Linked DNA regions of Homo sapiens: all the other regions are linked to region 1. Evidence: chromatin loops called from intact Hi-C (ENCODE). Cell type or tissue: heart left ventricle. All regions are shown on one strand. Region 1 holds the start of LOC105376571 (a long non-coding RNA gene). Region 2 has its middle 11 kb from the start of LINC02682. Region 3 has its middle 27 kb from the start of MIR6073. Region 4 has its middle 210 kb from the start of INSC.

Region 1 (8,000 bases):
TATTTATATAATAGCAAACATCCAGATACTTGGGAACACTGACTTATTTTTTAGCTTTCATTTGTTTGTTTGAATTTGGGAAGATAACATCTCTATCTTGTATGTATCATTATGATACATGCTAAAGACATAAAACTTAGCAAGTTATAGAATAACTTTGCATAGCAATTATATTAAACACTTTGACTTGAAATACAGTTTCAGTCTTCTTTTAGAACTGATTTAAAATTAAAAGATGTTGTTTGGAACTGGCTTATAAGTATACATCCTATTTTTAAGTAAAGGTTTTTTATAGATATATCATTTGATAAGTCAGAAAACTTATTTTTAGAAATGTATACAATTTGTTGGTTAATAAAAATAACAGGTAATTTCAATAGTATGTGCCAAATAGAATGAAATATCATCTTGTGGAATTATCAAATATTGAACAGGATGCTTCTGCTGGCATATTTAATAAAAATTAATTTTCAGTATATATGCAATAGATTTTGAATTAATATCTATTATAAAAGTAAAAAGATAAATCCACAGTTAACATACTTTTCATTATTTGTTTTGCACATACTAGGCACTCAGTAAATATTTAAGCATGAATAAAATTGTGGAAAACAAGCAAAGTCTCCAATATGATTGTAATGTTAAAAAAAATACGCACACAAAAGAAATCCTGTATTTAGAAATTTAAAAAATAGTATGGGATTCCAAAGAAGATTTTTAAGTAACAAATTTTAAAATTAGAGAATTTAGTCAAATTTAGTTTTAAACACAATGCTAACAAATAATAAAACAAACTGCTGAGGTAAACTATCAAATTTTTAAAGACTAGTAATAAGTTATTGTTTCATATTTATTGGTGGGAAGTTTTACAGCATTACTTTTGTGTTCCTTCTTTGTCTTTTATTAGGTATTGGAAAGGATCTATACTGATTTACCAAATTTTTCTAGGCGGGCTAAAATGTATAATGAATGATATGGTAATCATCTTTGTGAATGGCCAACCTCAGATTTGGGAAGAGGCAAGTGGGTCTATAAATGGAGAAAGGCATGTATGAAGGAATGCGCAAGCTTTAACATTACTTGATGGTGAAAAGATAACACAGTATCTCAGAAGGATATTATCATGAGGGGTACTTTGAATTTTAGTGACTAAAGTTTATTTCTGTGGTTATTATCCTATAACCCTTATATTTTTCCTTTCTGTGTTTTATTGTGATAATCATACTTACTTGTGTAATTATTTAGATAACTTTCAGTTCAAAAAAATTCCAAAATTCTGTGTATCATTGTAAGAGAAACAGTTAGATGATGGATAGAAATTTCACTTTTCATCTGGATGTTTCAGAAGTGTTAGTTTTGGCCGCCTTAAGCAATAAAGCAACGATTACCTTAATAAATAGATATATTTTCAGATAGCACTTCAAAAATATTAGGTCTGGTATTGTTAAAAATATAGCTGACATGTATGTTTTTTGGGAAATTGGTAGGAGTTTACAATGTTCTGGTTTCTATCACATTATTTATGGTGGTTTCATTTCCTTATATTTTGCCATTCAATATTCTGTTTATGGTAAAATGGAGAATATAGACTGAATAGTGACAACTCCTATGTTGTAGAATTTTTGATTAAAAATAATGGAATTGGTCCCTGACTGCACATGTGATTTGTGTTCCAGTTTTGTAGTCACTGGATTTGTTTAATTCCTACCCTGGCTTAGTTTCTGCCAGTTATGTTAAACTTCATGTGTATATTTTTTCCATTTAAGATAAAATGAACTGCCAGGATTATGTATGGCAAAACCAAGAGCGCTCTGAGTTAAGGCTCTCAGGACATTGTACAAGTCTAATGTTCTTGTATGAGGTTGGCCTACCCCACTGCAACTAAGAAATGAGATGATTTGAGGACTATTACATACTTAAGGTTTTCATAGTGGATTAGAATAGCATTACTTAGCACAGGTGTTTCTATAATTGGGATTCCCTGGGAAACTTCAGTACTGTTCTCGGTAACATTCAGCTTTCCACATAAATGGAAGAGCTATCCAATGTTAATTTGATAGGCTGTGGCATGAAACAGGGAGTGGGGTCCGGCTTGGGGGCCTGTTGCTTCTTTTATTGGAGAAGACATTTCTTGTTGTCCATTAGCATCGGGTTGCTGTGGCTATATTTTTAATTTTTAATTTATACCATTATTTATTTATTGTTGACCAAAATACTGAATGGGCACGGCCAAAGTCAGCCAGGGCTGATTTATGCTCATATAAAACAAAATAGTTCCCTAGTGTCCCATTTTCTTGAAATAAATAGAATTCTTCTCAATTTATAAAGTATATTTAAATAATGTCTATGCATCCAAGTAGCAGGGAAATGACTGAGGAACCCATGGGGCACAGTTCACCGAGGAGGACCTACGGTGTGGCCTTGCAGATGTCCCCAAGCCTTGGAGGCAGTGACCAGGAGTAACAAAGAACAACCGCGATAAATTATTTCAGGATTTAGCTAGGAGGTTCTTAAGCCTGGCATTCTTTTAGTGCAAGGCGTGAATATAGGAAGAACGGTGAGCGAAAAAGGCTTCCATAGGGGTAGGAATGGGAAAATAGAAAATCATTGATATAATTAATAATCATTATTATTTTACCTAATCCATTGTTAGACACTCAGAAGGACTGATTTCCTGAGAAATGGGCGACTATAGAGCTGGGAAATGTTCAGCTCTCGCAGCAGGCGGCCGGGCTGCCTGAACGTCCTTCTCTTGCACGCAATTCTCGTCTCGGAGACCTCCGTTTGTGACCTTGGGTCTGGCCGCGTCCCTGAGTCCCTTTGTCTACTGTTCCGAAGGTGGAGAGGAAGCGGGAGATGAGTCCCAGGGAGTACGGAGTCAGCTCTGAGCCGAGGTCACCGCAGAAGGGAGCTCGGTCTTCGGCCAGGACCGGAGCAGTTGGTATGCCTCTTCGAAGCTGCCCCCACCCTCTGCCACTGCCCTGGGAGTTAGTGTTTGGAGTTTCGGAGCCGCAGCCCCTGACTTGGAGCTGCAGACTCTTTGGCCCGAAGCTTTATACTTTGCTGGGAGAGTTCGCCTTCGCTCGATTCCCGGCTATTGGTTTCAGCTAGTTGGAAGTTTTAGCTCTCACTCCTGTCAGCCCGAGTCTCTGAGGGCAGACGGCGCCTAGCGTGGCCCGCCCGCCCGCAGGGCGCCCTCCCTTTGCTTCTCTTTCAGGCGGTCCCGGGAGGTCGCCAAGGCTGCTGGGCCAGTGTCAGCTGGGTTCGTCTCTACAGCCCCTAGCTGGGCGCAGTCTTCCCCTCGACCTCAAGGTGGCGACTTAGGCACGTAAACAAAGCTCGGCCAAGCCTGACCGCCGGCATCCTCGCAGTTCATCCACGGAACAGTCTAGTTTCCCCGATGCTCTGGAGCGGGCTGAATTGACTGTAAAGGGACTTCCGTTTAGATGAGGAGTTCGGCCAGAATTTCAGAATACGCGCGTGTCTGTGTGTGTGCGTGCGTGTGTGTGTGCTCGTGGGTCCGCGCGCGCGCGTGGAGGCAGCGGGAAGTGGTGATGGGGTGGAAACCCTTGGCCGAACCCGTTTGGGACGCCGCGAGCCTCCTCTCCATCACCTGAGCCCTCAGGCCGAGCGACCCAGCGGGCTGGGGCTTCGGAACCACTCTGCACCGAGAGATGTCTCAGAGTGCGCAACTGGCAAGACAGAGGCTCTGGTTGCCGCCGCCAGCGGTAGAAGATTTGCTAATCTCGTTTTAGTGACACCCATAATTTATGAGTGGAGAGACCTGAAAAATAAAGCCCCCGCCGTGTTTGTGCCCTTCTCCAGGGTGCATGCCGGCTGATCTGAGTGGCAGGGGTAGTTGGGGGTGGGGAAGAGAGACACAGACAGTGAAAGAATAAACGTGAGGCAGTCACACAATCTTACCTCCGGGACGAAAGGACACGGTTCCTAGAACTGAGATTTCCATAGCCCGTCTGCATCCCAGCTGTTTTTCCCGTAGGCGCTTTCCTGCCTAACACCGCCTTCTGACTAACTTGGACAAGGCTTGAGCTGCCCCCCTCCTTTTTTCCTCCCTTTTTTTCTTTCCAGACATTCCCTAAACTCAACCCAGGGCAAATCCAGAAGTCGGTACAGTACAGAGCTTCCATTCAATCGTGGGGGGGAAATCCCGTTTACAGTTTCTCTTAGGCAGATGGAAGAAGTAGATGGTTACAGGACTTTGGCAGGGTGCGTGGGGATGGCATGGCGTGTTAGTGTCAGGGAAGCGCGATTTCTCTTAGGTATTGGTGCTGCAGGTAAGGTTCCCAGATTCCAGCTGCCCTTGTGCAGAGCTGCAGTGTCGGTGAGAGTGGAGGGTGATCCGCGTCTCATTAGAGGGGAATGGAGGAGGGTGACGTGGGGGAGAAATGGACCCTGTACAGGCTCCGCAGACACACATTGTCTTAGTTCGTGTCTGTGCCGCTCCACGCTGCCTTTGGGAGCTTTTTGAGCAAGGTAGTATACTCCAGGCTTTTTCTCCTTTTCTTCATCGCCATCCCCCCACTCCCAACCCCGCCCCCCCGCCTCAATGTGTTTAAAAAGAAGTGAGTACCCTTCTAAAATAAGTTAAAAATCTTTCTCTGACTTTCCATTTGAGATGCCAAAAAGATTAAATAAATGAAACTTTATTTACGGATGAGTTTATCCACAGACTCAGCGACTTCTCTGGTCTTTGGCCTTATTTTAATTCTATGGTGGTAATTACCCTTCGTTTCTTTAAGTGTAATAGATTTATTGCCTTAGAGACTATGCACAGTTTGATTGAATTATTCATTTTTTTCTTTGGTGTAGACTGCATCTGGGGACTCTGATGTGACGTGTAGATTTTTTTTTTTTCAGGAACAAAGGGAATGTGGAAATGAAAGAGAGAGGGAGAGAGAGGCTGGCAGATGTAATGAGACGCGGTGAAGGTGTACGCAGACTGGCACTCCCACTCCTCCCTTCTGCTCTCACTGCAGCCCTGGGTAACTCGCAGGCTAACACAAACAGCTTTTCTCCCGCAGCCTGCCCTCTGTCACTGTAAGTACATCAGCCTTCTCTTATCAGCATGCAGATTCCAGCCACGCACTCCCTAGCCTGGCTTTGCACCTTAGACAGCAGAAGCGCATTTAAAAATTAACTTTCCTAAGCTAGGAAAGGCATGTCTGTAAAACTTATTTTTGATTTATCTTTATTTTTCTTTGGAAAAAAGTTCATGCATTTTTACCACTTTTCCCCACCTCCTTTGTGGCGGTGCTCTGCCGCTACTGTCGCTACCGCTGTGATCTTCCTAACAGAAATGACACGCAGATTCAAATGAAATTTAATGTTATTCTCTGTCCACTTAAAGTCGAGGGACAATGCCTTGTCCTTTTGCAGAATGACATCTTAAGGAACGCAGGACATTATTCAGTTTGCTTTTTGCTTTTGTTGCTGAAACACGAGTTCCGACCTCTTTGAGGCAGAGTCCCAAGGGCACTGTTATTTGGTAGTTCAGGTTATTTGGTTACTTCAAACTTAAATGAAGTGCGATGGGCAGCTGAAGTGTTGGTTTATTTGTTATCCCGTTTAAGGAAACCAATTGCTAAAACTTCTCCGTACTGACTTAAAGTTTTCAACTTCTTCCCTTTTGGCTTTTACACTCTCTCATTTATCCTTCGTTTCAGTAAAAGTTCTTCTCAGTGTTTGGGAGCGATTGACAGTTATGCTTGTCCAATTTATACAGTAGCTTTGAAGTCCTTCCTGAAAGAAGTTAGCGACTTCAATATGAAATCATGTAGGTCTGAATTGTCCGCCCGGATGGTGTAAGGAGTCTTTCAAAGCGGGAATTCGAGGTTTTAATAGCCGTTATGATTTTTGCGTGGGTGTTTTAAATACTAACTTCTCGAGCAGAATTAATTGCCTTGTCCTTCCCAAGTTCAGGGGGACCTCTCTCCAGGAACCGTGCGCGCCTTTCCTTTTGCGAGTTCGCGCCTCTTCTCTGGAGGTGCGAGGCCAAAGTTAGCAAAGCCGAATTGCCTTTGCTGGTTGCGGTGCGCAGGGACATTCGGACAACACAGAGGCAGCGACTGCTGCGGGCAGGTAAGTCAGCCCCACCCGCTCGCCCCTCCTTCCCTCCCAGGTTCCCCGGAGCTCAGCGCCCGGGGTTCTTGCGCCGCGTGGGGCTCCAACCCCCAGGGGATGTGAGCTTATGAGTTCCTGGATCTGGCCACCGTGCCTGGGTGCCCTCTGCTCCTCCGGGAACTTCTCCGAGCCCGCAGGCCGGTGCGCACCAGGTAGGTGGAGAGCCCAGCACTTTACTTTAGCAGGCTGCTGCGCTCTCCGCCTCTCCCTCTTCATTGGTATAGCCAGCGCCCGAGGCTTTAGAGGAAACCCTTAGATGGCACCCCCGCCCCCAGGGCCACGTGTCACTCTTACACAGCCAGAAGTGCGGCATCGAGACCCCAAATTTTAGTTTCCTTCCTTTAGGGATGAATATTGTTACTTGCTCCGGGTTCCGCCTTATCAATATACTTTGCTATCAGTTTATTAGATAAAATCTAAAAGGGGTTCCTGCGGCTCCTTTTCGGAAGGTTCATCGCGGCCGGGTATTAGGGCCTTCAGTGGACGCCAGAGATCTTGATAATGTCTCCTTCTTTTCCTTCTTGCCTCCCGCTAGCGGCCTGCATCTGGTCGGCAGGGTCAGTCTTGCCCACCAGAACCCCGATTGCTCTGTGATTTAAAGAGACGGACGCGCTAGTATTTGGAAAGCCAAACTTGTCGCAGCAAATTGGAGGAACCCAGTCGCGCTCCAGCCTTTCCGTCCCTAATGTTTCACCTCTCTAGGTGGCTCTTCCCTGAGGACTTGGTCTTTGAGACTTAATCTACACCTGTCTCCTCTCTGCAGGCATTTAGGACAGGTCCTTCAATGATGACCTCTTTAGGCTTTGGAGAGGTTTTATGGCCCTTGTTGTTGAGTTCCAGGGCAGACAGCTGAGGAGTGCAACGCTCTGGAACAGGCCCAACGACACTCTTACACACACAGGGGAGATCTGACTCCTGTCTGGGCTAGAAACACCAGTCTGAGCTTGCCCCTTGGGCCTTAGAGGTCAAGGGGCCCGCAGGCAGTTCTGGGAGCCCTGGCCTTTAAGAGCTGCCCAGCAAGGTACCAGGGTGTACATCTTATTGGCCTCCAGGCTCTGGCCCCTAGAGACAGAATTTCCAGTCCTGAAAGTCACCATGGCTGGTGGAGACACAAGATTTCTTGCTGGGGACTAACTCCTCCCAAAAACATCAAGTCAGTTTAACTCACAGTCCCCAAGCTACCAGTCTTCAAGCATTGTATTTCCTAGTGGGCCAGGAGCATATGACTATTTCTTCTGCCCCACAGATCCTAGGAGCTCATCTTCACTCTTATCTCTTTTTTTATCTGGAGTTTGTGTGAAACCAACATGGAGTATATTTTAAAAAGGCAGTATATGATCGACAGCTCAGCTTGTTCCATCTTCTGTGCTTGCATCCTGTCTCCGTTTTCTTCAAAGATAATGTAATAGAGATGAGACTTTCTCCCCTTTGTCTTTGATCACTTCATCTGTAGGAGGTCTTCCCCATGTTGGCAACTTTAGATTGCCATGAAACTTTCTGATTTCTCCAATCAGCATTCCTGACTCCTCTTTTGGTCCATATGTCCTTTCACAAAGTCTCTTTCGATGAACTGTCTCAAAGTGGCCATCTCATATGAGTTTCTATACAGTAAGGATCTCTCCTTCACAAATCTCTGCAGGTTATGCTGGTGCTTCAGAACCTCTTTCCCAGCTTTTATCTTGATGTAGTTTTGACTTTCCACTGACCTCAGTTTCTCAAATCTAGTCTATTTCTTTGGGCCTGGGTTAAGGCAGGCCAACCTCACCTTGTGCATACTGCCTCTAGTTAGCCTTGTGCTGCTATCAAAGCTAGTTTTCTCATCTATCTTTTATATTCTGCATCTCTACTACCTGAGACCA
Region 2 (8,000 bases), 710 kb after region 1:
CTGACACTGCAGTCAGTGACAACCTAAGTGCTCTCCCTGCTCCAGATCCCAGCTGGCCCCAGAAGATTAGCCCTGGCTCTTGTGGAACTTGAGTGTGGTGGCTACTGCTGCCCTCACTGGAATGGGTTCCAGGTGGCGTCTGCTTGGCTGCATCCTTTGCTTTCGATTCTGTTTGATGTGGATGATCCTGATGATCAAAGCATGGTCAGGGGCTTGAGTTTTGACTGCAAGAAGGCTGGGAAAGTAGAGGTCTGGCTGCATAGAAAGAGGTGGTCTCTGCCTCCGACTAGGACTCTGAGTGGGGAATTCCATAAACACAGGGGGGAATGTTCAAAGGTGACAAATGACCACTGCAGAGGTGTGCAGAGCCTTCTCAAAAGAGCAGCATATACATATGCTCCCAAAGGCAGGACTAGATAAGCCCAGCATACCGCGATGCCCCCTTTCCCCTCCTGCCTCGGCGTCCTCTCGTTTCCCCACCTCTTTCTCTGTTGAGACCTGCAGTCAGATGTTCTTACCTCCTTGACCCTGGAAATCATTCTCTTTCCCACCCTTAAGTTTGATCTCCAGCCTCCCCACTATGGTCCTACATTATTATTTTTTTTTAATTTGGGAATTTGAGCACCTTTAAACTTTGAGCAGATTCAAGGAAAGCTCTCCTCTGCTTGATCCCACAGTTCAGGGTGGCCACAAAGCCTGTTCTGTGAGCAGAGGCAGAGGGGTTGCCCCTCAGGGTCTGCTGAGCTGCCTGCAGCTGGCTCCTCCCTAGTTTGGAGTGACAGCAACACATCTGGCCCAGGTGAACGTTCATCTTTCCCAAAGATAACACAGACTGGTGTCACATGCAGAATGTCCAGAAGCCCTTTAGCTTGACTTTGAACCTGCCCCCTGGGCAGTGCCCTGTAGGCAGGATGGAGCCTTCCATCAACCTGACCTAGGTTAGGAGAGTTGGTGCTCTGGCTGGGAATGAGTCACCTCTCTTCTGGGAAGCATGGCCTTGGGGCATGTCAGGCACGTTCTGTCCCACACCCACCCATCTCCCACTTCTATTAAACAGTGTCTTTTTCCTCAGGTTATCCCACTACTCCACTGCACCCAGCACCTTCTTTTAAACAACATATTATTTTTAATTTTGGAATATAAATGTCCTTTTTTATTATAAAAGTAATGGATAATCTATAAAATTCAAGCAATGTATAAAACTGTAAATTAGAAAGTGTAGAGTCCTCTGACATGGAACTTTACTTCTTAGATAATCATTGTTAAATTTTTTTCACTCTCCGTATATATAAATGTACACACACACACACACACACACACAAACACACACAAACACACACACACACATGAAACACATCCATAGAGGGAAAGATGTACACAATACGGTGTTGGTTTTTAAAAGCCAGTTTACATGACAGTCTGCGTCTGCATTATTTTATATCTGATTTTGGTTAAAACGAAATGGACTATCTAATAGAACGTCCAACCTTTGGATGGGCTGCCGCCCAGGAGGAAGTGAGCTCCCTGTCGCAGGAGGAATGTTAGCCAAGACTGAGCAGTCAGGTACAGAACTGGAAGGTGGACCTGAGCCGCAGCTCTTGTCTGTTTAGCACAATTGTTCTCGGGGTCCAGCAGCTAACAGGATCAAGCATTTTAAGCTGTGGTCGGCCTTATGGAAGGAGGTGAAGGAGAGGCACACTGGCTCAGCTCTGAGGGGCCTGGCCCTGGGTCCCTCCATGGTGTGGTTTGACTGTTTCCCCACCCAAATCTCACCTTGAATTGTAATAATCCCCACATGTCAAGGGCGGAGCCAGGCGGAGATAATTGAATCATGGGGTCAATTTCCTCCATACCGTTCTCGTGGTAGTGAATAAGTCTCACAAGATCTGATGGCTTCATAAATAGGAGTTCCCCTGCCCAAGCTGTCTTGCCTACCACCATGTAAGACATCCCTTTGTTCTTCCTTTGCCAGCTGCCATGATTGTGAGGCCTCCCTAATCATGTGGAACTGTGAGTCCATTAAATCTCTTTTTCTTTATAAATCACCCAGTCTCGGCTATATCTTTAGTAGCAGCATGAGAAAAGACTAATATACTCTATCACCCCTTCTCTCTCTACCCTACTGACCTGGCACAGGGTAAGAGTGGGGCTTTCTTCCTGGGGGAGCCCCAAGAAGTGGCCAGGCCTGTTGGCCTCCCAGAGCATATGGTCCCCATGGCATTGACAGTTCCAGAGGCCAAGCTGGGGGGTTTCACAGGCCCTGGATCAAGCTGGGAGGTAGGGGATCAGCAACTGCTTATCAGTTAGTGCCTCACTGGTTTCTTCCCCATGAGACACTGAATAAATATTTGCTGAATAAATGGCCCACTGGCGCATGTCACCTTGTCCTTAAACTCTGGCTCTAGCAGGATTTCTGAGTCTCAGGGAGTGTCCCGCTCAACACACTTCAGGAAGTAGATCTGTTTGCAGGAAATGGCAGTGTTCTAACCTCAAGAAACTCAGGCTTTCTGAGGAGGGAGGCCCCACTGAGGTGACCTGTCCTGTCCTGTCTGATGCAGGCCTCTGTCGTGAAAAGGTGGGAGCAACTTATGCTTTCAGCTCTGTGAGGGACATTTTCAGACTCACGGCTTCCTGCAAGGGACAGAACAAGACGCCCTGAGAGTGAGCTTGCTGTCCACAGAGGTGTGCGAACAGGCCAGCAACCTTCAACCGTGAGGTTGGGCTCCTCCTCCTTCACAGGGCGGAGTGGAGTGAGTCGTGAGGAAGAGAGCTCTTGCAGTCTTGGGGTCTGGGGACCATCTCCAAGGTTTCCCTTTCATTATGTGGAAGGTCTGCCCATCCCCTGTCCTCATCCTCTTCTCCCTTCCCTGGCCCTGCTCGAGGGGACTTGTTTCCTCCCTCCCCACTCCTATTTTTCTTCTTCTCCCCACAGTTCCCAGAAGTGGGACCCAGGCCTCCAGCTGCAGCCTGTCCAGGTTCCCTATCGGATTATAAAGCTTAACATTTTTGTGAAGGAAGAAGAAAGCCTTCCCTCTGGAGAGCGATAAGAACATTCCATCCTCCTCTGGCTCCAGGGAGCCTGGGAAACAATCACCAAAGGGAGAGAGACTCCCCAGGGACAGGCTCCCGAGGGCACGGGCAGGGCTGCCCTCTGCTGGCCCTCCCACCCGCTCCTGCCCTTCACTCCACAGAGGCCTGGTCTGGTCTGTGGTCAGCCAGTGAGATCCTGGGGCAGGGGCCTGGGGAAGGGGGCAGGCCTCAGGCTGCACAGACTAAGGTTCCTTGGGGTGGAGGGCTTCTCCGTAGCCTGGCTCCATAGCTGGGGGGCACAAGGAACCTTGGGCACCAGCTCTCTTGAATGTGAATTGTGCAATCTTGGCAGTAAGAGCTTCCTCCAAGGAGATCACTCAGAAGACAGGCCATATGGGAGTTAATTTGCAGTGGGGTTGTGCATAGTTAAGGGAAACCACCAAGGGGTATGAAGCATCCCCCGACTAGCAATGTGGGCGAGAGTAGTTACCAGAATGCTGTTGGAAGGAGCAGGGCCATGGCCAAGTTGAGGCCCCTCAAGGCTGGAGTCTCTCTCTGCTCTCAGCCTCTGGTCTCCTGCAGCCGAAAGGCAAGGATGCCTGAATACCACAGTCCATGAAAGTCAGCCTCCTGCACAGAGTGAGGAGAGCCGGGATCCAGAGGAGCACACGGAGAAGATCCACATACAATAATATCTGTTGAATGAACGAATAAATGCCCTTAAGAAACCCACATATTGTTGAAGACACATTCATTCCTTCACTACTTCATTCATTTGTGTACAGTCATGCATCACTTAATGACAGGGATAAGTTCTGAGAAACGCGTCGTTAGGTGATGTTGTTGTCATGTGAACATCACAGAGGGAACTTAACAAACCTAGATGGTATAGCCTACTACACACCTAGGCTGTCCTGGTATAGCCAAATGCTTCTAGGCTAAAAACCTGTACCGCATGTTACTGTACTGAATACTGTAGGCAGTTGTGACAAAATGGCATTTGCGCATTTAAACATATCCAGACACAGAAAAGGTACGGTAAAAATACAGTATTATAATCTAATGGGACCCCATTGTATATGCGGTCAATTGTTGACTAGAACATCACTGCGGGGCCCATGAACGTATTTATTCATTCGTTTGTTTAGAGCACAACTATTGAGCATGGAGTGGGTGTTAAGATGCATCAGTGACTAAGCGGAGGCAGTCTCAGCCCTCCCTAGACCCCATACCCAGGACAGGCTTGCTGGGAAGATGGACCTGGAACTGCTGGTACTGCCTGACACACCTGGCCCATCTGCTTGCAGCTTGCTCTGGGAGTAGCTGTAGAGCACACCTGCGTGCTGGTGCATCGGGCCTAGTGCAGGCTGAGGCATGTGAGAAATCCATGGGTTCCTTGGGGGACCTGTTAAGTCAGCCCAGACTGGATGGGGACACATCATTTGTCACTTGTTTTTCTAAACTCTGGGGATTTGAAGTTTGATGATGACAAGGAGGTCACAGAGACCCGTGGCACACAGCCTGCAGGCTCTATAATTCTGTAATCACTAACACCGCAAGCACGCATGTGTGTCAGGGCTTTAGCACTTGAACTCATTTGATCTGCATGACAGCACTGTGAAATCCATCTTCTAGGCCCATTTGATTGTTGAGGGACCTGAAACACAGAAAGGTTAAGAGACTTGCTCAAGGCCACACAGCTATTAAGTGGTAGAGCCGGCATTTGTACCCTGGCAATTGTCTCCAGAGCATGTGCTACTATCCTTTATGTAAAGGCTTTTGATGGAAGGTCTGTGATGGAGGAGGGAACAGTCCTGTCAGGAAGATCCAGGGTGAAATCTAGGGCAGGGACCCTCCTCCAGCTCTCCTCTTCATCCCCTCTACTGCCACTTGTCCCTGTCACACCGGTAATCCTACAATGGCTTCCACCCTGGCCACTTGCCCTCATCTCACCCTTGCCCCACTCATATTCCAAGAGGTCTGTTTTCAGAACTCAAACCCATTGCTCATGAACCTTTAGCAACTCCTGTTAGCCCTAGAATAAAAAGCCCAAACTCCTCTCCATGTTCTGGATGACACCGTAGGATCACCCTGTCCACCTCACTGCCCTTATTTCTGACCATTTCCCCCTTGTTTTCTCCACTGCAGCCCACTAGCCCTCTTGTTGGTTCTAGTAGCTATGCCGTTTTTGCTTTGGGACCATTCCACTTGCTGTATCCCCTGCAGGGAATACTGTTCTCCCAGAACTTTAAGTGCTTTGTGCCCTCTCACATTTGAAGTCTCAGTTCAAATGTCACCCCTTTTGGAGTTTCCTAAATTATCCTTCTTTTTATATTTGGAACAGATAATTCCTCCACTAAAATATAAGCTTCATGAGGGAGGAACTTTGCTGTTCTGATTAATGTTGTATCCTCAGTATCTGGAACAGGGTCTGGCACATAGTATATGCTAAGTCAATAATTCTTGAATAAATGCTTGCTCTGCTATTCATTATCCCTGGGCCTTCTACCATCTTCTTCACTCAGCTAACTCCTTTAACTCTTGAGTTGGGAGCTCAAAGTCCACTTCTTCAGGGAGGCCCCTGCTCATGCCAGCATACATTCTCTACCTCCCCACCTTCCATCCCACATTCTACCCTCCCAGAGCCTCTGGGCTTCTGTTGTTGCATCTCACTCTCGCCCTTACTGATTTGATGTCTGTCTATTAGAGAATCAGCTCTATGCGGAATGCTCAGGAACTGTGCTGTTTTGTTTACTGCTGTCTCTCCCATGCTTAGCACAGTGCCTGGCACATAGTAGATGCTCCAAGATTATGTGTTGAATCATTGGAGGGACAACTGAGGGCTTCAGGTGACCATCAGAGTGAGGACGCAGGTCTCTCCAGCTGCTTCTACTCCAAAAGGTCTGGAAAGCTCTGCCAGGCATTTTCACATACATGATCTCAATCTGTTCAACACACCCATGAAGCAGGTATGGTGATCCCCCTTTATAGGAGGAGGCAGAGCCTTGGAAAGATTGGGGAACTTTCCCAAAGTCACACATTAGAGAGCAGCAGAGCCGGGTCTCAAAGCCAGGCCCATTTGAGTTGAATGCTTTTCTTTCTGGGGGTCCCCTATGGCTCTGGTGTGACTGATGGAGAAAGCAAACTATAGGGTAGATGATTTCAGACAAGGCAGGAGGCAGCCTCTCCTTTCCCTCCCCAAGATTCTTCTGTTCCCTTAGAACCTGCATTAGTTATTTATTGCTGTGAAACAGATTACCCCAAAACTTAGTGGTTTGAAACAATACATGTATGATTTCACAGTTTCTATAGGTCAGGGATCCAGGTGCAATTTACCTGGGTTCTGAGCTTCAGGGTCCCTCACAGGCTGCAAAGTATTGGCTGGGGCTGTGGTCATCTCAAGGCTCAACTGAGGAAGGAACACTCCACGCTCACTGCCATGGCTGCTGGTGGGATTCAGTTCCTTGCTGGCTGTGGGCCAGAGGCTGCCCTCAGTTCTTTACCAGCTTGCTTCATCAAAGCCAGCAAGCCGAGAAGGAAGAGGGTCAGAGGCAGAGAAGTCACAGTTTTTATAACTTAATCATGGAAGTGACATTCCATCACTTTTACTGCATTCCATTCATCAGGATCATGTTCCTAGGTCCAGCCCACACACAAGACGAGAGGATTACACAAGGGAGTGTATCCCAGGAGGTGGGACCACTGGGAGCCACCACATAGCCCTGAACTGTTTTGGCAGTTATTAGATCGTGACTTCCTGCAGGGCAGCTAACCTTGTCCTGTTTGCCAAACATGCATGGGAATTAGCATGCATTTATTCATTTATTGACTTGTTTATTTATTTGACAGGCATTTACTGTGCAACTACTGTGTGCTAGATCTTGACTGCTGGAGTTGCAAAACAGGGAAAAGAGGGCACATTTCCTGCCTCAGAGGAGACAGATCTGTAAACACAGAAGTGAAATTTAGCACCTGCTCATGGGGAAGTAAGCGGGCTAATGCTCATTGGGAAATAACTGGACTAATGCCCCTTTAGCACTTACTATGTTCTAGGTATCAGCCTAAAGTGCTTTACATACACTATCTCATTTGTATAACCTATAAGGTAGCTACAGTCATCCCTCAGTATCCGGGGGGATTGGTCCCAGGACCTCCCTCAGATACAAAAATCCATGGATGATCAAGTCCCTGATACAAAATGGCATAGTGTTTGCATATAACCTGTGCACAGCCTCCCATATACCTTAAGTCATCTCTGGATTACTTATAAGATCTAATACAATGTAAATGCTATGGAAAAAGTTGTTATGCTGTATTGTTTAGGGAATAATGACAAAGAAAAAACAGTCTACATATTTAGTACCGATGCAATGTTTTTTTCTGAATATTTTAGATTCATGGTGGGTTGAATCCACAGATGTGGAACCCATGGATACAGAGGACTGACTGTACTATTATCCTCACTCCATTTTAAAGAAGAAGAAACTGAGGCACAAAAGGGTCAACTATTTGCTCAAAGTTACATGCTAGTGAGGCAGGGCTAGCATTGGAGCCTAGGCAGTCTGGCTCCTGAGGCCATGGGCTCAGTGCCTAGGCTATCCTGTCTCTTGGAAGGCAGGCTCCTTGAGGGTGGCTTTCAGCAGAATGACAGGTGCCGGGCTGTTCCTGGAAGCAGTTGTCACCGGGGTTTTAGTAGAATATGTAGACAGATACTTTTTCAGGAGCTCTGGAGAAGCTGGGTTATTTGGGTTGGGAAGAGTGGCTGGGAAGCCCACTCGCAAGCAAGGGGAAGAGAGTTGTTTTGGTTTAAAAGATTGACATTTTAATAAACTGCTCTTAATTAACAGCACTTTGAAATTCTGAGTGGCGTGCTCTCCATCTCAAAACACGTGGGCGGGTGGCTTCTCAGAGAGCACGATGCTTGTGGGTGATCTCCCTTTTTGAAACAAACCCAGACCCTCCAGTCACAA
Region 3 (8,000 bases), 670 kb after region 1:
GTGATTAGAAAATGATTAGTTCCTGTCATTAAAAAAATGCAATGTGTTGATCAATCAGTCACTTTAATTTGGAAAGGCAGAAAGACGGAGAATGTGCTTCTTGTTGCTATCAACAGCAACAGGCAGACAGACATGGAACATCCTCTGGTCTCCCTGGAGACTGGAGCTTTCTGTCTTACTGATATTTATAAGCTGCATGACCAGCAGCTCTCAGAGCCTCAGTATGCTTATACCTAAAAATGGGATTAATAGCTCCATTTCTGCCCACTTGATATAGTGCTCGGATGAGACATATATTTTTTAATGAAAAACTGTATGAAAACATGTGGTGTTTCCTATGAGATCTGAGCTGCAAGATCCTGCTGCCTGAGCCAGACCACCCTGTTGGAGGGGAGGTGCTCCACTGGCCAGGGCACTCCTGAAGGCCAAGGCCTGCTGGGTCCTTAGTGCCAGAACATTGCTGCCTGGCACACAGTGGGTGCTCTCTCTGTGTGTGATGCTTGAAGGGAAGAATGGGTTCCTGGTGCTCAGAGAGGTAGAGCTGGGGCCTTATCTGCTGGACCCCTGAGACTGCAAAGGACACAGTTTCTCTTAAGGTAATCTATGCTGCTAAGGGACTAGCATCTTAATATTTACCTAGGCTTGCTTCTCTGACAATAGGATTAACTTCTTCTCTTTATGGGTTTTTTAAAACCAAAACAAACAAAACAACAACAACCCAATTGTAACCACATGTGGTCAACCCAAGAGAGTTATGGATTGTTATCTGAAAGAACATCTATTATGGCAGGAACAGTCTAACCACCAGGGGCAAATGAGGTCTCAGCTCCAGGCTTTCTGGGCTCCCAGAGTCTCCCCAAAATACCCCATGTGCCCTTCAGCATCAGGCTGCTGGATGCCACCCAGAGTGAGAAACCAGGTGCCATCCCTCCATGGGTGGAGGGACATGATGTCCTCACTGGATCTTCTCTAATCAATAAACTGATCATAACAACACTCAAAGCTCCCTCTCAGATTTCAAACCCTTCCAATAGTTTCCCATTTATCTTCAGGTAAAAGCTCACACCCTGAAGATCCCTGTTGACTGCTCGAAGCTCATTTTTTCCTATATCCCTCCTTACCCTCTACACTCAGAAACACGAATCTTCTCAGTATCTCCATGTCTATGCATGTGCTGTTCCTTCTCAGTGGAGCCCTCTTCCCCAAATCTACATCTGGTTCGTTCTTAACTGATCTTCATAGACCTGATCATTACTTTCTCGGGGAAGCCTTCCCTGCCCTGCTCAACACTTGTTATACACTCTGCTGGCACCATGAATCTCTCCTCCATAACACTCAGCAATGTTGTAATTTTACATTTGTTTTTGCAATTATTTCATTAATGTCTGACTCCTTTATTCAGCATGAACTCTCTGAGATTAGAGATCTTGTCTTTCCTTCCTCGTTTTTGTCTACTACAGTCTTCCTAGCACTTTGCTCAGGAAAGCACAAATGAATGAATTCATAGTCCCCAGTGTTGGCAACTTTAGCTGGATTGAGTCAAATGCATCTTTCTGCAGAACTGAATGGGTCTCACCACTCACACATTGGTCAGTCCAAGCATGCAATAGCAGCAAGGGAGAAGGGCTGCAGCTAGCCATGGGCTGGACTTCAGCAGAAGAGAAGACTGGGATTGGCTGCCCTTTGGCAAGCTTGGCTGCCATTCAGCTAACCTGGAAGGAAGTAAGAAGTTAATTACTTTAGAAGCCCACAGAGCAGAATATTTTAGGGCAGTGGTTAAGCCAGCTCTAGCATCCCCAGGAATCACCTGGGAAGCATTTAAAATGCATATTCCCAGGCTACTGTCTGAGTGAGTTTAATCAAGAAATCATATTTAAAAACTCTCTCAGGTTATTCCAATGTATCATACTTGGAGAGACTCTGGTCTAAGTAAATAAAACACCCTTTACTTTGTGTGTGTGTGTTTTGAGATTCCATCCCAATATCTCTGACTGAGAACCCTTTCCTGATTACAAAGGTTCTTTACTAGGAAGAAAGGGAGATGCCTCAGAAAGGCAAATGTGGGCCTGCATGTGTGCGTGTGTGTGCATGTGTGTGCGTGTGTGTGTGTGTGTGTTTGCGTGTGTGCAGGTGTGTGAGCATGTTTGTGCTTGTGCATGAGTGTACTGGGTGTTTCAAATAGGGGCTATTTTTGATTTTTCAAAATACTACATTAAAACATCATCTTGATTACTGAGATTTTGGCACTCCCTTCAATTTTGCAGCCAAAGTAAGTGCTGCACCTGCCTCACCCTAGGCAGGGCCCTTAGGGAATGTACACATAAAGTATGTGTAAAGTACCCAGCACAGTAGGAGACTCAGGGCAGACCTCAGAAAAATCCTGCTCCCAAGGTCACTGCTGTAATCTCAGTAGGGGTAGGGAGCAGTGTAGTAGAAGCCCCCAGACAGGAGTCCCACCTCTGCCTAGGGGATCAGGAGATGATATTGGAGCTGGGTTTGGAAAAGAGTAGGAGTTTGTTAGTCAGAGAAGGCGGAAGGGTCTTCTAGAAAAACAGCAAGATGTTCTGCACGGCTGGAGCCAGGCTGCACGGAGGGGCCTGTGAGGAGCACAGTGGTAAAGTCTGATCCAGGTGGGTCTGGAAAACACACCATGAGCCTGCAGCTTTGTCCAGCAGGTGGGGGCTGGGCCAGAGGCATCTGCACAAATATTCACCATCCTCTGCAGAGCACAGGGCCTTCGCCAAGGTTTCCTACAGCAAACGATGGAAATCAGAACCTCCTGAGGGAGGGTTAAGTGAGATAGGGACAGTGAAATTTCGAATGTGTCAGGGCCATGCCTGTGTGTCATTGTACTATAAGATCTCCTCACAATCTGTGATTATTCGCTCCTCCTGCCTGATGTTGAGGTGGCCTCTCCACGCAAGTTCATATCAGATGGGGGAGCCATTGTAATGTCCCTGATAAAGAAACTTCACCCAGCTGAGAGTGGGAGAAGACACTCACGGAGGCTGGCCCAGGACTGACGAGCGAGTTGTCCCCTCTTTCCTCTCTGTCACCAAGCAACCTCCCCAGCCCTCTCCCAGCGTTGTGACTGTCCTCAGCCTCTGCTCCCCTGCACCCCACACCACCAGGAGCTCCCTTACCATGAACCTGTTCTTGGTGCCCAGGCTTGCAGAAACAGCCAGACAAGGTAGCGTGAGAAAGGGGGAGGGAGGGACAGGGACACATTTCTTCAAGAGGGAGACATAACACGATGTATCAGCTGGAGTTGAAGCAGATCGTCACTGGTGTGGTGAGCAATTAGAGCAACCATGATGACCTCACTCAGGCATTCCTCCCATCCACCGGGTCCTTCACACTTCCACGTGTCACACTATCAGGCTTTTTGGGCCACTGGTTCATGTGGGCACCTGCAGAACTGAGTGGCTCTCACCGGGTGAACATGCCACACTTACTCAATGCCACCTACCCTTTTGTCGCCCACATTCAGGGGTGGCTAAATTCCATGACCGAGAAGATGGAAGCACAAGGGTGAGAGGAGGCAGGTAGCTAAGGAGGGGTCTTCATTTTCTCAGGGATTCCTTTTCCTTTCTCAGGGAAGTTCTGTCAACTTTTTTTGGTTAGAGCCACCATCTTGTTTTTCCTTCTTCCTTTTGCTTCTTCCTCTTTAGTCATGGAATTGCTTTCTAGGGATACTTCATTCTTCTGAGGGTTCTTCAGCCCCTTCAGTTTCTTGCCCTGATTCCTCCACATCCCAGCCAGTACCATAGTCAGTGCTGGAACTAAGTGACATGCATCGCTCGAGAGCCTCCAAACCTCATTTGATTCTCACAGAGGGAGGGTCTGTTAGGAGTCCCTCACCAGGGGTGAGGAAACTGAGTGTGGAATAGGTGAACCGCCCTTACAAGCTCATACAGTAGAGATAACAGTTTTGATTTTGACTGCCTGGCACCCCAGTCCCCCTCTCCGTGCGGCCCTCCACCTTCCTTGGGGACTTGCTCTGTCACTGTCTAGCCCCTGGTCTCAGCGTTCTCCTCTGTGAAATGGGGAGTGATGACAATTGCATCCAGGGCCAGACAGGGGCCAGACCTGGTAAAATGCATTATTCCGTGTTTCAAAGATGTGTGCCTTAAGTATTTGTTTGGTGTTCATTTGGGGGAGGGTAGGCTAAGAGAAAGGCTAAGGTTTCCACTAGGCCAGGAGACTAGGGGCCTTGGCTGCTGCTCCAAGGGAGTATAGCGTCCAGGCCCCTCCCGTACGAGTCAAGGAGGTTTGGGAGGTTGGGGGAGGCCTCTTACTTCTGCTTCAGGGCTTTGGGTAGCAGGGTAATCTGTTTATACTTCTCCCTTTCTTTGGGGACCTGGATTGTATTTCTGATTTATTCTGATGATATTTTAGTGCCCTTTAAAGACAGGCGCCCTGGGCTGTGGCCTGGCTCACTCCCCCTGAGACTTGCTGGTTGTAAGGATAAGATAAGAAAATGCATGGAAAATGTAGGGCAATGCTGGCACATAGTAGGTGCTTCATAAAAAGTGGTAATGGAGACTGAGTTTCATTCCCTAGCCCAGGGCAGATGAGTTCAGCCCTTGCCCAGGCTCCCTGTGCTGAGGCCCCACACAGCCAGGCTGGCCTGCCCCCCACCGCGAGGAGACTTCGGATTTTCCAAACGGGAGACAAGGAGCCCCCGGGCCTACAGCGATCCTGCTTCCCGCCCAAAGGTGGATGGTTTGGCTGCTGAGTTCCCCGAAAATTGATTCCGCATGTTGCCGACATCAGCCCGAACGTTTGCTCAGCCGTGAGGGCCCTCCGGGGAGGCTGAAACCCACACCGCCCCACCGTCCGCCCCCGGCCGCAGGCTGCCAAGCCGCTGCCCGCAGCCAACTCCCGGGCCAAGTGGTGAGCGAGGCTGGGACTGCGACGGGCAGGGGCCTCGGCCTGCCCGGCCCCCCAGGCGGCGGCCTTGACGCCACCTGGCGGCTGCGCAGGGAACTGCACTAGCATGGCAGCCCTTGGCCTGGGACCCGGGAGCGACTTGCTGGAGAGCTAACTCCGTGGAAGATGGTCCTTCTCCCATTCCAGCAACTCCCAGGGCAGGGAAATGCGGTTCCCAAGCCTGGGTTATTTTTAAACGACAGCATCCGCCATGTAGATGCTCTGTTTATGGCTAATGTTCCCAGCCAGTGAGAAGAGCTGTGCATTTAACCAAAGGCAGATGCCAAGATGGGAGCAATTAGGGTGGGCTGGGCCCGCCTATTCCCAGGCCCAGGCTGCTGGGCAGGCAGAGGGCCGGTGGGCCACCCTGAGGCTGAGGTTTCCACTAGGCGAGGAGACTGTGGGCCTTGGCTGGGCTCTGAGAGGCTGTGGCCCCCAGGCTCCTCTGGTATGGCTCAGGGAGGCCAAAGGAGGAAAGAGGAGGCCCTTCAGCATCCCATCTTCAATATCATAACTATTGACAACCTTTGCCTAGCAACAGTGCCTTATAGTTTACAAGGGGTAGGCATTGTTTTTCTCAGTTTGCTAACGAGGAAGCAGAAACTCACAGTTTTCAGAGGCTCCTTCAAGGTCATCTACATAGTGAGAGCTTCAGAGTTTTTGAGATTTTTTTCAACAGAGAACTCTGACCAAATTTCTCACCTTCCATGGCTTGTGGTCACTTTCAGACAAAAGCTCTTCACAGTCTGTTCAATGTATCCGACCAAAGCACGTGCCTACCTCTACAGCCTGCTCTTCTTCTCTGTTCCTCCTCTGCCCCCTGGCTCTTGAGAGTCCTGCCAGCCCCATGCCACCTCCTCTGGGAACTTTTCCATGGGTTCCTTCTCTGAGTTCTCTTCATGTCACTATCTCAGTGGGCCCTGATCTCAAAAATCCTAGAATCTGATTCCAGATCTGATGACCCCTTGACTAAGCATCCTTGTCCCCATTATCTCTGCCACTTAGCCTATGGCCTGACTCAGAAAAATCTTTGCTGTTGTTGAATGGGTATGTGAGCCCCTCCCAGCTGCTTAGCCCTGTGCTAAGTGGAATGGATTCCAGAGAAGGAGAAGGATCTGTGAAAATTCTTGAGAGCTCTAAGGTCTCCTCTGAGTAAAAATTGTCTAAACTAAGGCAAAGCCATATGAGTGACCGGCCAACTAGGCCTGTGAGATCAGGAGAGGCTTGGGGTGGGGCTTCCTGAAGGAAAAGGAGCGGAAACCTGGTGATGAGAGAGAATAGACTTAGTCTTGAGAAATGAGTACCATTTTTCAGGGCATGAGGGGTGGGAGAAACACTGCAGCTGGGCAGGGATGCAGCAGGAATCCCCATCATGAAGGGCCACCAGACCGATACTTGCGTTCCTGTGGTCAGTCTTGGTAAAAGCAAGCTGCACACCAGAGGTTTCAGTTCCCAGCCCCATTGTGGAAGGAAGCATTAAGTTGGGAAGCAAGTGAGGCCTGGATGAGGACTCATGGAAGCTTTCCTATGCCCCTCTCTGTCTTGACAACTGATATCTGCCGTGGTTTCCCTGATTAGCCCTTTGGTTCTCTCTTGGCCTGAATTCCCAGAATCCCAAGATTGATCCAAGCTCTGGTTAGCCCCCTGATGTATCTCTAATTGTGTCTGAGCCCGGCCTTGAATGCCCAACATGTTGCCCATTACCCTAATGCCAAGGGCTCCCAGTGCCTATGCCCTCAACCAAGCTGGGCCATGGCTCAGGACTACATCAGCCTTCCCTTCCTGGTCCTACCTGGACCCAGCCTCTTCCCTCCTCCCTAGTCCTCTGGGTCCAGTGCCCCAGCATGCTTTGCACCTGACAGTGGGAGTCAGACTTAGAGAGGCCCTGAATACCAAGCCAAACAGAGTGGATATTGTGTAGTGGCCTGTTAGGCAGTCTTTCTGGGCTCTGATGGGTGCATGGTGGGTGTGCAGCAACCTCGGGGTGGATGAGGAGGAGGCACAGGAGGCCTGAGCAGAAGGATGGGCTTGTTCTGAAGGGCAGAGCCCACCGTGGTTAACTGTAAGCAATGAGGGACCTAAGGAAACATCAGACCCATGGCCTTTGGTGCCCAGATGACAAAATTCTAGACCAGAGAGGAGGGGACAATTGCCTGGTGTTACATAGCACATGCATGGTGCCATCCCCAAAGGTCAGCAGGAGGCAGCATGGTTTGGAAGTAAAAACATGACCTTTGGATTGAGACAGTTCTGGGTCTCTGTGCCAACATGCCCATTCACTAGCTGTGTCACCCTGGGCAGGTCACTTACCTTCTCTGAGTTCAAGTGATTTTGCCTTTCAGATGGAGGCAATGTTACCTTCCCATAAGGCTGTTATCAGAATTTGATGAGGTAATAGCCATTAAAGTGCCTGGCACCTCACGTGACACCTAGCAGGGCCTCCCAAATACCTCTGAAAAATGTTTAGCTTTTGGAGGATCTAGGGATCACCAGAAAGTAGCAATAGCTAGTTGGATGGACCAGAGGGGAAAGGGCCCAGAGAGGGGGCACGAGGCAGCCAGATTGTCCAACCAGCCTTGGAGTCACTTTTTTAGTCTATTGGCTGGAAGAACCCATGGCAGTGGACCAGGCCGCAGCACCAAGAAGTTACTCTCCACCATCTCCTTTGGCCTCCAGAACCCCCGACCGCCAGCTCTTCTGGGAAAAGCTAGGCGGACTGTGAATGGCGCAGGCTCTGGGCTCCTTGACTGGCTAGGATTGGAGAAGCAAATATTTGGGCAGCCAGCTGCCGTTTGGGGCTTTCTGTCCTCCCTGCTGGATCAGCATGTGCCAGGGGTGCCCAGCTGGGAGGCAAGCGCCCCAACCATGCGTAGGCGGTGGGCAGACACGGAGTCTGCAGATCGCAGGCGCCTCTAGCGGAAGCCCCTGGCCGAGGTTGGAAAATGCCACTCGGGGCCCGCACAATCCATCCTGTTGTAATCCCCGGAGCTGGCGTCACCAGCGCCGGTCCGAAAAATGTGTCGTGCAGGGTCTGAACTCATACTTATGTGTCTGCCGCAGGAGCGGGG
Region 4 (8,000 bases), 1.3 Mb after region 1:
ATATGCTGAAATCTTAGCCCCCAGTGATACTGTATTTGGAGTTAGGGCCTTCAAGGAGATAATTAAGGTTAAATAGGGTCATAAGAGTGAAGCCATAATCTGATAAGACTGGAGTCCCTATAAGAAGAGGAAGAGACACCAGAAATCTCTTTTCCCCGTGAACATAGAGGAAAAGCAACATGAGGATACAGCAAGAAGGCAGCCATCTGCAAGCCAGGAAAAGAGCCCTCATCAGAAACCAACCCTGCTGGTTGGTTTCAACCAAACTTGATGTTGGACTTCTAGCCTCCAGAACTGTAAGTAAATAAATTTCTGTTGTTTAAGCCACCTAGTTGGTGATATTTTGTTATGGTAGCCTGAGCTTACTAAGACAAGAAATGAAGGAAACATGAAGGGCAGAGGGAGACACTGAGCTGTAATGCAGTCCCAATTAAGACCTCACTTGGCCCCATAGAGAGCTCTGGAGCCTGGATGGTCACTCAGAGTCATCTCTAATGGTAGTGAGAGTCTGGGTCTTTATGCTCCCAGGTCATCAGACATTGGAATCAGGTTGCCCTTAAAAAGAGGCATAACCCTGGAAGAGATAGTTTTCTTCAGTTGGGCAAAACCCAAGAAGGCTGATGGGATCCATGCAACACAGCATCCACTCACAATGTAATTCTTCATGGGGCTAGTGAGCAGGGCCCTTTATCCAGTACCTACCGTGTGCCAGAAACTTCACTCATGACATTTTATTTGATGTTCACAATGCTCTCATGAGACAATACCTGTGTCACAGAGAATGTTAAATAACCTGCCCAAAGTCACAACGGTGATAAACAACATAGCTAGAATTGAAAAAAAGGCCTATCTTCCAAAGACCCTACTCTTGCCTTGACATGATGCTGCCACTCCATAGGTAACTTTCGTCTCCTGCAAGATGTACTTCCTGTCCTTGTCTAGCAGTTTCTTGTCCCCATGGCACCTTGTACATCTCCCTTGAAAGCCTACTTCACTTTACCTTATAACAACCTTATTAGTTGGCACTTATTTGTCATTTACAATGTCCCAGACACTGTGCTAGCTCTATTCTTATATTAATTCATTTAATCTTTCCAATGGCCCTCTGAAGCATTATTTTTGTCAGTCCCATTTTACTAATGAGAAGGCTAATAAGACACATAGCTGTTAAATAAATTTTCCAAAGACACCCAGCCAGGATTTGAACTCAGGAGGTCTGTTTCCAGATATAATGGCCATGCCTGCCTCCCTTCTGATCTGCATATACTTGGAGAAAGTGGCCAAGTCTTGTTCATCTTTTCTACCCCAGTGCCTTAGCTGGAACTAATGTATAGTAAGTTCTCTGTAAGATTTTCCCAAATAACTGAATGATGCCTTGCACATGAACATTTGGAAAATGATTTCACTTGATTTATATGGAAAAAGCCTAGAAGAAAAGACACAAAATCCATTTGCTCTGTTGAAATAATATCTTTTTAAGAGCTCAAAATTTGTGGTGGCAAACTATCTCTTCACTTCCTATCCCTGTTGTAAGAGCAGACATCTATTCCATTTCTGATTGCATTGCTGGTGGGATGAAGTTTTCCCTAGGTCCATGAGGATCTAATCCAGAAATATCCCAGGCATCACAGTATGGTGCTGGCTTTCCAAGGATCCTACAACCGATTCTACGATGAAAAAATCAAAATTCCCATCCCCACTGCAACTCTGAGGTGATATTGGAATTGAGACCCAAATAACAAGAAGTAGCCAACCTTGTGACAATTTGGGAGAGCAGCATTTCAGGCAAGGGGAGAAAGTGGGTGTGAAGACCCTGAAGCAGGGGAGAAAGTGGTGTGAAGACCCTGAGGAAGGACTAAGCTTGCCAATGTTTCCAGGGATAGAAAGAAGGTCAGTGTGCTTGAAGCAGTCGAGCAGTGGTCGAAGTAGTGGAGTAGAGAAGGATGGAAGAATGGTAAGTCTTAAGACCTAAGGCCTGAGAAGCAGGAGGGAGGACACAAACTGTCCAGACCCTTACAGGCCATAGAATAATGGGGAACCATTGAAAAGCTTTAAGACAGAGAGAAATGTAGTATGATTTCACAGATCACTGTGGCTGCTGAGTGAAGAATGAACTGTAGATAACAAAACTGGAAGCAGGGAGACTTCATTCACTTTCTTTTTTTCTTTCTTTCTTTTTTTTTTTTTTTTTTTGAGACTGAGTCTTACTCTGTTTACTGGTTTACCAATTTTGGCTCCTGATTCCAACCCCAGTGTTCCTACTGAGCAATTCAGTTTCCCCAGTTCCTTCCTCCCTCATCCGAGGCTCCCCAAGAATTGACCTGCCATGTTGTTAGCTACTTGGTCACCTGCCTAGCTGGCTCTGCGCAATTCGGGATCAGATGGGTAGTCTAGATCCCAAAATGGCAGTGATTTGATTCATAATTGTCACTTATAACCCCTAAAGGTGTTGACTGCAAGATCCATGAAGGCATAGCAAGAGTTGACACTGTTCATCGAGGCTTCTGTAATGCCACACAGAATGGGTGCCCCAAAGATGATGGTTGGGTGAACGGATGGCTATAGATGTCCTGGATGCTCACTGCCAGTCTGGGATGGAGGGAGCCTCCACTGATGGAGGAATCATGGGGAGGAGTTTCAAGAAAGCTGCGGTCCAGCAAACAGTGCTTATCTTGAAGGCTTTATGCTGGCTGGGTTGAAGCAGCGCAGAGGCCCTTCCTTGGACCAGGTAGGACCCACTAGGTTGCCAGACTGGTTCATTAGTGGCCTGACATTGCACATCTGCAACTGGGTAACTTTTATTTTAACTATGGCCTCCCAGCCGTAATGAGGGCTCATAACTATGTTTTATATAACACAGATTATGCGTTGGCATAGAGCTCATAAAGGGGCACTGATTATGAACTATGCTGGGGAGTCTGGGGTACACCATCCTGCTACCCAGTACAGAACACCCATCCATGTGGGATGGATTTGAATCAAAAAAGGATGGGTAATTTGGGAGGGAAGGGTGCTGTGAGTGCAGGACTCCTGGCAGACCAGGAAGGGTTTCTGGGATATGTCTGTCTCCTAAACCATCCTGGTACCAACCTGTTAGAATTCAAGACAAACCTGGGGCCTGATGAGAACACTAGGTGCAGGAGAAAGTCATTTTTTATTTTCTTAAATGCTTTCTTACTCCTTCATATTTATATATACATGTGCAAACATATACAATATTTGATTTTGCTTTCATTGAACTTATTTTATAAAGGTGGCCACCCTTCATTCCTGGACTTGGTAATGGGACAATAAAGGATTTCAGAGGACTGGCATAAGGTCTGAATCGAGACTTGGATTTTAGCATCATACCCGCTATTTGCTAGCTGTTACTTTGAATCATATATAATACACCAACTCCTTGGATCTCAGTTTTCTCATTCATAATATGGGAGCATCCTCTCTCCCATTTGGGGCAGGGTTGTTGTAAGATTTAAAGTGTAACAGTAACAACATGTATTGAGACATTAGTGTTAGGCACTTTATGTGTGTTAATTCATTTAAGCCTATCAACAACTCTCCCTGGTAGGCACACATGACATCTCTGACTTTAAAATGTGGAATCAGAGAGGTTAGGAATTTGGCTGTAGGTCACAGAGCTAGACAGTGAGGGAGGCAGACTTCAAGCCCAGGTAGTCTGACTCCAGAACTAAAGAACCCAGCCCAGTCCTTAGAGCAGAGTAAACGCAAACAAATGGTGGGGCTCACCATCATTTTTACCAGCTGCATACCAGTTGCATGCCTAAATCTCTGTGACCATCATCAGGCCTTGGGTATAGCTCAAGGTCCTTATTAAAGGGATGGAGACATCATTGAGTTCCTTGAAAAGGCAGAGTTGAGGCCTGGTGCCCCTGAGGCCTGATCCCCTGGTTACTGAGGAGGCAGGTAGAGCCCCTCCCCAAAGGTAAGATGGAAGCAATGACAGCAGGAAAAGAACACAGGGTAGAAGACAGGAGATCTGGACTCTACTCCCAGGCTGTCACCTGCCTGCTATCCTCGAGGTTCTGCCTAGGGGATGACAGGGCCTGTCTGGGCTGGCTTTGGGATCAAGATGTGAGGAGTGAAGTGCAAGAGGGAGAAGCCAAGAAGCGCCCACTGAATGCAGGTGAGACTAAGTAATGGGTCCTCAGCCCCATCTTGCGGGGCTTGCTTCCTGGAGGTCACCCATCATATTCAGGTGGTCCAGCTCCTTGTCCTGAGGAAGCCACAAGGCTCAAACACTCAAACCTTGGTAGGCAGCGTCAGGGAGCCAGAGCTCTGGCCCAGCCCAGCAAGGGTCTATGGCATACCTGGTTAGAGCCCCCATCCAGCCTCGGTTTATCCCATGAGTAAAATGAGGGGGGTTGACTAAACAAATTTTAGTGCCTCTAACATCTTGAAAATTCCACGTCCCCAAGCCTAACTTCATCCACAGCCATATACAATATCCTTAGGGCAGAGCAATTTCATTTACGTCAAATGATTTCCCTGCACATAAATAGGAGTGAAACAAAGGCCTCCTTTCTCTGAATCGTTAGTGCTCATGCAGACACACACACACTCACACACATGCTCGTACACCCTCATAATGCTTCTACAGCCCACCCCCACCCAGTCATGCACAAAGGCACACACACACTGGCACACAGAGGCACAAACACCTGGACTCTCTAGGCTGCTCCTTCCCCCACCCCCACTCCTGCTCATTCCCCACCCCAACCCTCTTCCAACACCCTTGCTGGGAAGCAAAGAGGCCTTGCCTGCCACTGTGAGTTACCTAACCTGATGGGCTGGTGCCACCCCATGGTCAGGATCAGAAGTGCATCCTTGTTTCCAAGACCCAAAACGGATTGGGAAGGGTCCCAGGCCATTTGGTCCATCCCCCTTCTCCCTCTAAGAAGGCTGTATCCCAAGATGCCCTACACAGATTAGGTTGTCTAGGGTCTTTAAAGCCTTTCAAACAAGGGTTCCTCACATGATGCCCCTAGTTCTTTCCAAAGGTCAGAGAATTGCCACTGATACTCTGGACACCCTTGAGCTAGAGCTGAAAAATATTGGGTGCAAACTGTGTGCTCACATCATTCTAGACGCTTTAGCTGCAATATCTTTTTAATCTTCGTAACTGCTCTTTTCAGGGCACATATTGTCTTCATTTTAAAAAGCTACAGTCAAGAAGAAATGGCACTAAGATATGACCCCAGCTCTGTCTGACTCCAAAGTCAGTGTTCTTTTCAGTAGCCACTTGGCCATCCTGGACTTCAGCTTCGTCATTTGTACATGATTAGTTCCAATCATTCAATTTTTCATTCATTCCTTCAATGAGCATGTATTGATGCCAATCATTCAATCATTTATTCCTTCAGTGAGGTTTGATTGAGCACCTATTATGAACCAGTATCTTGTTAGGGGCTGAGAATTCAGCAAGCACCAAGGTGTGGCCCTTGCCTTAAGGAGCACCCCGTCTTCTAGAATCAGTGACCACTCATGTCCTCCTAGGTCCCTGATTCTATGACTTTTCTTTGCCAAGTAGGACAAAGGCCCTGAGGAGAGGCCAGGGCAAGAAAAGTGAACAAGTTCTAGTCCAGAGTGATAAGGCTCTCAGCCCACAGAGGAGAAGAGCAGTCATGTCCTTACCCAAGTGTCCCCTGGTCCACACCCTGCTAGTCTGGGATTGCCTCAAGCCTGCCCAGGGCTTAGACCCACTTGAGATGGAAGGGGAAGAAACTGTGGTTATCTGGCTTCTGAGCAGTTGTTTCTGGGGGTACTCCAGCCAGGTTAGAGCCAGAAGCAGGGAAGCATGTCAGAAGCTGGAAGATGAAGTGATGGAACGAAGCTGTAAAAATTGTGTTTCTTACTACTGCTCATGATTCTGACATTCACAGCCCCTGTTTCCTGATTCCAACCTGTGTTCCTAGTCATCTGTCTCTCCAACTGTTTCCTCACTGATTCACACTGCCCTGTGCTCACTTTCTATGTCCAAACACCCCAATGTTTGCCAGCTCCTAACCATCACTCTTTCTCTTAATAATTAATGGACAAAGAGATAGAAGAATGGAATCCTGGAATGGCAAGCACTGAAAGAAATCACCTAGTCCAAACCTTGTGGATGAGGAAAATAGGCCCAGAGAGGGATAGGGACTTGTCCATGGTCACACAGCCAGTGCGTAGTATAGTATAGTATAGTATAGTATAGTATAGTATAGTATAGTATAGTATAGTATAGCCAATAGTACAACTGGGCTTGGATTTCAGGTATCCCTCTCTAGTGTGAGGGATTTTTTTCCATTTTTCTTCTTTCCCATCCATTTGCAATTTGACACTGATGAGTCTACTTCAATCCCGAAACATCTTTCTATCCTTCTCCTCTCCACTTCCCCAATTCAACCCCTACTATAGCATAACCCCCTTGAAGATAGAAAATATCTTTCCTTTCTTCAAAATCTTAATTTCTACCACAAAAATTTGCATGTAAATGCTTAAGATTGGAGGGATGGATGGACAGATGAATGAAAGAATGGATGAAAAAATGGGCAAAAGCATAGATGGGTAAATTATCTTAATGTCTGCACTCCCACCTTACCTAATTTTCCTATCTCCAATTTCACTACAATTTGGCCTATCCTGCACAAGGATATTAGAGTGACTGTTTTTAAAAATAAAACTGAATCATTCTCTTGCATGTGCAAAAGCATTTGAAGACATTTCTATCATCTAATGGACAAGTCAAGACCAGGTGTCATACAATATTATCTAAGTGGGCCTGTTACATGCCATCCCAACCTCATATGCTACTAACCACACAAACACATAAACATACACACTCTAAACTCTTAGGAACACCTGATAAGTTGCCATGCCCTGAATAAAGCATACATGCCCTCATCTCTAGGACATTTTTGTGCCATTCCCCTATCTTCAGATTCTTTTCTTCCTAGTACTAGAGTCTGTTAAAGTCCTAACCTTTCATCAAAGTCCAATTCAAATGTCACCTCCATGAAGTCTTCCCCAGTTTTCATGATGAAATTGCAATGCTCAGAGCAGGTAGTCCTTCAGGCTTTGGTAAGCATGGCACACCTCATTCTGCTCCTTCTAGAAATGGCCTTTCAAGACCTTTATCCTGGACATTGTAGTTTATCATTGTGTGTCCATATCTTCTAACAGACTCTTGGCCACAGATCTGACACACAAAGTTAGTGCTTATTTGGCATTTGTTGAGTAGATGTTCTTCTTTCTGTTCCATATGCTTAAATTGCCCCTAACAGTTCAGCTATATTTCATTCTAAAACCACTTAAGTTACTTCCTAGACCATTATAAACAGGAGCCCCATGGGAGCTGGATACAGTGTTTCCAAAGAGCCACAGCTTTTAGGGCAGGGACAGGAAGGGATTGCAAAGCTAAAAGCAATGTGTAAGCCAAAGTAGATCTCTTAAGGAAGAATGAGGGCTCAAGGAAAAGAACTAGCTCTCCTGGGTGGAAGACCCAACAAGTCAAATTTTGAATCAACATAAAGATCTTTTTCATGATTAGAGGTGTACAGCAATAAAACAGTCAGCCTCAGCAGGCAGTGTATCTAAGCAGTGGCTGTAGACCAACCCTGAGGACAAATCTGAGGACATGGGTTATTGTAAAGGGAATCTCCTCAATGGGAGTGAGGTCAAATCCCATGACTGGTAATGCCCACTCCAGCACTGAGAATCTGCGATTCCATCAGACATCCCAAGGGTGGCCCAAGCAAAATTACCAAAAGCTAAGTTTGACTTTTGTTGCCCATTTTCATCCCTCACTTCAGTGCTTCCTCTTACCTTGATCCCCCAAGATTTCTGCCACTGTAGAGTTTATGAGGGTAGGATAAGCTCTTATTGCCCCTCTGGTATCCCCTCAGCCCATCCTGGAGGTTACCTGTGTTCTCATATACATCAACCTCCCAGACGGTCCTGGTGGGGTTTAGGCCCAAGTGCCCACAGCAGTAACGCACACACAA

What was found. Hi-C counts contacts between places; a loop is a spot of excess contacts. Peaks named below come from ENCODE experiments on the same cell type or tissue, not always from the same donor. Only the 100,000 strongest peaks of a DNase experiment are listed, where the experiment ranks them.
Region 2: it touches region 1 in a loop (5-fold over the local background); 16 of 110 quality-filtered maps call a loop at or near these places.
Region 3: it touches region 1 in a loop (12-fold over the local background); 26 of 110 quality-filtered maps call a loop at or near these places.
Region 4: a loop joins it to region 1, with 7 times the contacts of the local background. A loop is called at or near these places in 53 of 110 quality-filtered maps.

The regions. Positions count from the first base shown.
Region 1 is chr11:16,609,139-16,617,138 of GRCh38, reverse strand. LOC105376571 (a long non-coding RNA gene) reads right to left here and starts at 4,335. Exons shown (of 4, transcript XR_931086.3): 1 at 3,925-4,335; 2 at 2,639-3,424. It also overlaps a transcript of SOX6 not described here. In heart left ventricle, CTCF peaks have their summits at 3,095 and 3,308 (motif pointing right); DNase peaks (open chromatin) are centred at 2,808 and 3,298; H3K4me3 peaks cover 3,320 bases; H3K27ac peaks cover 1,739 bases.
Region 2 is chr11:15,896,382-15,904,381 of GRCh38, reverse strand. No RefSeq gene overlaps it. Among named protein-coding and RNA genes, the nearest start is that of LINC02682, 11 kb to the left of the region's middle. In heart left ventricle, a CTCF peak has its summit at 3,138 (motif pointing left); a DNase peak (open chromatin) is centred at 3,216; H3K27ac peaks cover 276 bases.
Region 3 is chr11:15,938,319-15,946,318 of GRCh38, reverse strand. No RefSeq gene overlaps it. Among named protein-coding and RNA genes, the nearest start is that of MIR6073, 27 kb to the left of the region's middle. RefSeq lists a silencer at 4,874-5,063. In heart left ventricle, CTCF peaks have their summits at 4,770 and 4,979 (motif pointing left); a DNase peak (open chromatin) is centred at 4,936.
Region 4 is chr11:15,324,709-15,332,708 of GRCh38, reverse strand. No RefSeq gene overlaps it. Among named protein-coding and RNA genes, the nearest start is that of INSC, 210 kb to the right of the region's middle. In heart left ventricle, a CTCF peak has its summit at 4,821; a DNase peak (open chromatin) is centred at 4,788.